Linked DNA regions of Homo sapiens: region 1 is linked to region 2. Evidence: chromatin loops called from intact Hi-C (ENCODE). Cell type or tissue: OCI-LY7. All regions are shown on one strand. Links, peaks and the distances in the headings refer to the core of each region. The heading gives the core; the rest is flanking DNA.

The links. Peaks named below come from ENCODE experiments on the same cell type or tissue, not always from the same donor. Only the 100,000 strongest peaks of a DNase experiment are listed, where the experiment ranks them.
Region 1: it touches region 2 in a loop (2.0-fold over the local background); 4 of 110 quality-filtered maps call a loop at or near these places.

What each region holds. Positions count from the first base shown.
Region 1 is chr13:91,575,251-91,578,174 of GRCh38, forward strand. The region is part of intron 2 of GPC5 (glypican 5); the gene reads left to right. Among named protein-coding and RNA genes, the nearest start is that of GPC5, 180 kb to the left of the region's middle. In OCI-LY7, for the core only: no CTCF peak of the experiment used is centred there; a DNase peak (open chromatin) is centred at 1,541.
Region 2 is chr13:91,374,123-91,377,046 of GRCh38, forward strand. No RefSeq gene overlaps it. Among named protein-coding and RNA genes, the nearest start is that of GPC5, 23 kb to the right of the region's middle. In OCI-LY7, for the core only: no CTCF peak of the experiment used is centred there; a DNase peak (open chromatin) is centred at 1,179.

The DNA of each region.
Region 1 (2,924 bases), core at 171-2,670, 200 kb after region 2:
TTTCTTGGAACAAAGTCTTAAATTATAGTATAAAATGGTCAAGTTTTAAAGAAAATTGCATTTATTGAAATAAATGAAATGTTAACCCCACGTGAGTCAGATGTATTTGTTCTATGAATTGAAGCTTATTGCTAATTGATACTTTGAAAAGTCCTAGTATTATCCACTTAAAGGTAGGGTATATTGAAAATGCATTTTAACAGGATGTATTTGCAACTGGAAAATAGAGATGTTGAGAATAACAGAGCTATACAAGAAAGTATTACCCTTTAGCTAGCATATAATCTTTTATTCCTAGGGAGAACACGCTATTTTATATGCATGTTAAAACTGTACCCACTGGCAGAAAAGTTTTACTGATGCTGTATGACGTTTAATTCAATAGCCTGCAGCTTTTTTGTTCCTCTGTGTATGTTAATTAGAAATTTCTTTAAAACTTTTTTAGTTTTAATGAAATACAATGTATATGAGACCAATTGGGTGGCTACAAGATGAGAAAATTGAGTCTTTTTCCCATTGCTAATAATTTAAGTAAAGCGGCTATTTTCTTTAGGAGTATACTTATAAGTAACCATACATTTAAAAAACTTTTTATACTATACCAATTATGTTTTTAATGCCTTCTAGTTGCCACGTTACTTTCAGTGTCAAAGAATTCTAAAAAATAAAGAGAATACAAACAGAAAAGTATTAGGTAAGAATATATTAGATGTCAATAATACAGTAATTTTGGCAACATTTATTTAGCATGAAAACCGATAATGTCAGAATATGAAAGAAGTAGTAGGTAGAACTGTCCTGAATATTGTCAGTCATAGCAGTGTAGGATGGAGATTACCAGAGGCTGAAGGATGGGAACATTGGGCAGACAGATGTTGGTCAAAAGGTACAAAATTTCAGTTAGGCAGGAGGAATAAATTCAAGAGATCTATCTTATATCAAGGTAGCTATGACTAATAGCAATGTATTGTATGCTTGAAAATTGCCGAGGGTAGATTTTAAGTGTTCTTATCACAAAAAAAATGATTAATACATATGTTAATTAGTTTAATTTAGCCAATACACAATGTGTATATATATATATATATTGAAATCTGTTGTACACCACAAATATATATAATTTTACTTAGTAGTTAGAAATAAATAAAAAATTATGTAGGCAAAGTCAGAGGCAATAAATGGACAGCAAAAAATAAACACAACTAAAACAACTTAAAGTAAGTATATTGGGAAAAATATACATTGCATCAGGAGATTCCTAACGGGTAACAGTACCCAGTGTTGAAGTGTTTGAGGAAACTTTTTAGTTTACAAAGGTGTTTGCCAAATTAGTGTAACCACAGGGTGTGTTAACACATGCAGAGATTAGCAGCATCAGGACCACGCTGCCCCTCCTGATGCCAGGGAAAGAGATGTGTTTCCAGAGCCTGATGAGAGCTGCAACAATGGAAAGGGGCCCTTCTGCCAGCAACTGTTATCTTAAAGGCATATGGCTAAGTCAGAATATCACAAAAGCAGGGAGGAAGCAGAAATCTCCTGTCATCGCCTCCTGCTGGCCAAACTCAGCTGAAGCCACCAACTAAAACAAAGTTCTGTATGCTGAATTCACATAAAACTCTTAATGTCACACTTAGCAGATTCAGTTGATTGCTTACAATATTTAGCTTCTGGTTCATCTGTAAAAAAAAAAAATTTGTATGTGAAAAGGCAGAAATACTTCACATGTTTTCCTTCTTTTCTTGTATCAGAATTTTTGCATTAGTTCTGTATTTGACCTTCTCTCTACTCCTTACTCATTTTTGCATAAGAGCTCTACTGCCCAGGCTTGAGGTTTTCCTAAAATACTGTGAACAGATTATTGGTTCTTCCTGTCTCCCTAGGCACTATATGGATTCTCCTGCCATAAATTGACTGAAGGGTTGGATGATTGTGGACTTCCTTTTAGCCGCTTAGCTGTCAGGTGGGAATTGTGGAAGTAGTTGGGTCTTTGGGAAATTCAACTTGGGAAATGTGGTTAATTTTCTGTATATATTTCTTGAAATGGTGCCAGTGAAGCTGAGCTCAGCTAGCTAAGGAGTTAAAATATAATATCGCAGTGGGGAGAGCTATTTGAATTATACATTGGTCTTTCCACCACTTTTCTACCTTCCAGAGACTCAGTAATGCCTTGGCTACTTTGGAAAGAAGTCCCCTTGCAGAAGAGCCCTAGGGTCTGTGGACTTTGTCTTTGGTGCATTATTAATATGTTCTTCTACGCTGCTACCTTCCCTGACTGTTGTTGATGCCTTCCTATGCAGTTGGCTCCTCACCTATTGTTGACTTTCTTCCTCCATGTAATGTGCCAGAACATTCACATTGCATGTTTTCCTTACTGTGGCAAGCTTCTGTCATAATTATGAAACTTGGTCATAAAGAAAAAAATGGCACTCTAAGGGCTGTGAGCTTCTTCTTCTAAACGTTTGTTACTATGGACTTCTCAAAAAGTTGTTGATTTAAGGTTGGAAATACAGCTCTAAAATGGGCATTCCTTGTCTTTTTCATAGTCTCCTGACACCTCTTACCCTTATACCAATATATTGGTGGCTATATGTGGTGGTTTAAAATATGTCCACAGATTCTTTGACATTCCTTTCGAAAGATGGAACCTAATTCCTTCTCCCTTAAGTATGAGCTGGACTTAGTAACTTGCTTCTAATAAATAGAATAAGGCAGAAATGATAGTGTGTGATTTCTGTGGCTAGGCCATGAAAGATATTGTAGTTTCAGCCTTCCTCTCTCATCTTGGGTCACTGTCTCTGAGGAAAGCCAGCTGCCATGTTGTAAGGATGCTCAAGCAGTGACATGAAGGGTTCATGTATCCAGGGACCAAAGCTTCCTGCCCACAGCAGCAAGGAACTGAGGCCTTCTGCCAACAGCCATGCAAG
Region 2 (2,924 bases), core at 226-2,725:
AAGCTTTGATTTATCAAAGCATCGATGAAAAAAATACTTATCAAGAACATAAATAAGGACTTTGGAGGAGCTCACTAAACACCCAGAAATTTATTACCAAATTCCAAATGGCTAATTTTAAACCAGGATAAAGACCAATGAGTGAAAATAAGATATGCAGTGACATAGTGTATTTTAGTGGGAAGAATAATAAAAAGACCTCTGGATAAGCTATTTTATTAACTTATCTGAATCTCAGTTGTTTTTCACTATAAGAGCAGGGTCATGTCCCAACTTCATTGAGTTGTGAGAATTATTTATTAAATGTGTATAGTTTGTAATGTGTTCAGTAAATACCTGTCTTGTCTGAAAGTGAATAAATTAATACATTCTTAACTTACTTTAAAATGGGAGAAGCCACAGTTTAAAAGGAAAGAGAACGTGACATAGACTTAGTTTGATTTTTAAAAATTTGTAGATTCAGCTACAAATACACAAAAACTGCAACAGAGATAGGATAACTAAAATAATACTGGAATACTTAAATAACACTAGAGTAACTTTATGGTTTTGAAACAGAGGGCATTTAACCATGGACTTAGTTTAGGTGGTGGAATAGTTGAGAGAAGTCAGATGGGATGGTATGTCAACCCAGAAATTAGCAACAGCGGGGGGTGGGGCACCATCTCCCTACAATGGAGGAAGAAAGGGAGAATGGAGAATGGAGTGTTCCTGAAACCCAGGTGATAGGGTCATGAAGGAAATGCAGCTACTGGCCAGAGATTCTACCCAAGGCAGAGGGAGGAGTACCCTCGCTCCTTGCTTCCAACAAAAGGTAGATGACATAGGATCCTGATGAAGAGACCACCAAATTTAGAAGAGCAAAAAGGCAACGAGCATTTCTGAGGGCAAACAGGCCATGAACCAGCATTTTAATTGGTGGAACTAAGAGAAAACTAATGGACCAGCAATTCAGATTTTAGGTAATACTGTATTGATTAATTTCTTCCACTTGTCTTAAGTCCATTCTCAGAGCTTCAGAACCACCAACAACAAAAAGAGAGCTGTCAAAGATGGAGACTTATTCCCTAAACTCCTCTCTAACAAGGCTGTAGTGGGGTAGAGGGTGGCGGGGAGTTTGGGGAAGTATAACTGGTGGCCCAAGTTTGGCAGGCTGAGGAACAGTGATCAGAAATATGGGCCTTGCTCTTCCTGGCCACAGGGTGGTGGTATAAGGTATGAAACCACTATTGTCTTACTTTCACTTTTTTCAAATACTGGTTAATTTTGCCTGTCTTCATCACTGCATGTTTGGTATTTTGGAAGGTAGAAGAGTATGTTTTCCAAAGGTGATCACAATAATCTATATCCCATCCTTTGTGCTCTTATTATGGTGCAATGTTGACACTTGTCCATCAGTAGGTGTACAGGTCTATATTTTCTCTTTGAATCTGGGTAGGTCAGTGGCCATGGAAAAGGTGACACTGTGTGACTTTTGAGATAAAAGGGATGAGGCTTCTGCTTGATTCTCTTAAGGTGGAACCAAGCCACCATGCGCTGAGGAAGCTAAGTATCCACATGAAGAACCCGTGTGCTAGGATTCTGGTCATGACCGCAGCAGAGGTCCTACTGAGAGTCAGCATCAACTAAATGTTAATAACTGAGCCTTCAGATGATGCCAGCCATCAGTTTTCAAGCTGTTTCAGCTAACTCCAACAGGAGCATGGATAACGTGTCCCCACCAAGCCCTGCCCAAATTGCACATTTATGAACAGAATGAATGTCATTGATTTAAGTCACTAGTTTTAGAGTAGCCTGTGACTCAACAATAGATAACCAGAACACAGGAGGGTTAAACTTACAATTTAGTCAACCTTTGCCACACATGACAAGTCACATGCTCATCAGAATAAGAAAAATGTGCTTCTCTAGAGATCCTGGACATACAGTTTTACAGAGTAGCTGGATTTGATTTTGTGTTGCTGGCCTCTGGGGAAGTGTAAGCACATTTTCAGTTATAAGTGGGATAATGGTATTTACTATATTAGGAAGAGGAAATGTGGGAATTGTTTGTGCGTGTCTAAAATGATGCTAAAACTGGATCTTTCCTGTCTCCGTTCTGACAGAGCCATCAGTGATCAATATCAGGATATCTTAATGAGAGCAGATGATCCCAACTTCATGTTCATGCATTCAACATGGAGTGCCTATTACATGACACTTGTTAGTCCATGTGCTGAGGATGGAGCAATAAACAAACCTGTTTAAGCTTTCTGCCCTCATGAAGCTGACATATGCAGAATTAGAAAGAAAAGGGCTCTACTGAGTAAAATTGGTTAAGTGATTTTACTGGACAGAGTTGTTATTATGTATATTGGCCAGAAGAGGCCAGGTAACAAATATGCACAGACGGTACAGAAGTGGGACATGTGTAGGATGTCATGGATCTTGTCTAATAAGAGCCAAGAAACCTCAGCAGAAAAAAACGAAGATAGCAGCCAGGTGCAGTGGTTTACACCTGGGATCCAGTGCGTTGGGAGGCCAAGGCAGGAGGATTGCTTGAGGCTAGGAGTTCAAGGCCTGCCTGGGCAACACAGCAAGTCCCTCTTTCTACAAAAAAAGAAAAAGAATGAAGATGAACACATATAGGCCTAAAGTTATTGAAACTGGCAGAAGACAATGTGAAATAGACATCTGCCTGAACAGGGCACTGTAGGAGACAGTCTGTCATGGACTCCCTGAAGAGAAAAAGGGTGAAGGCAGAGAGCTGAGGGACACACCCTCTTTCCTCCCACTTCTCCTCACCTTGGCTTCCCTATGGCATACCTCCGGAGAGAGAGGCTCCAAGCTTAGGATAAAAGAACTTTTGATGATAAATCAAGTTTGAAATTGTGTTTAATATTTTATACTGGACATTCCAATTTTTAAGTCAAAACTGTGTTTAC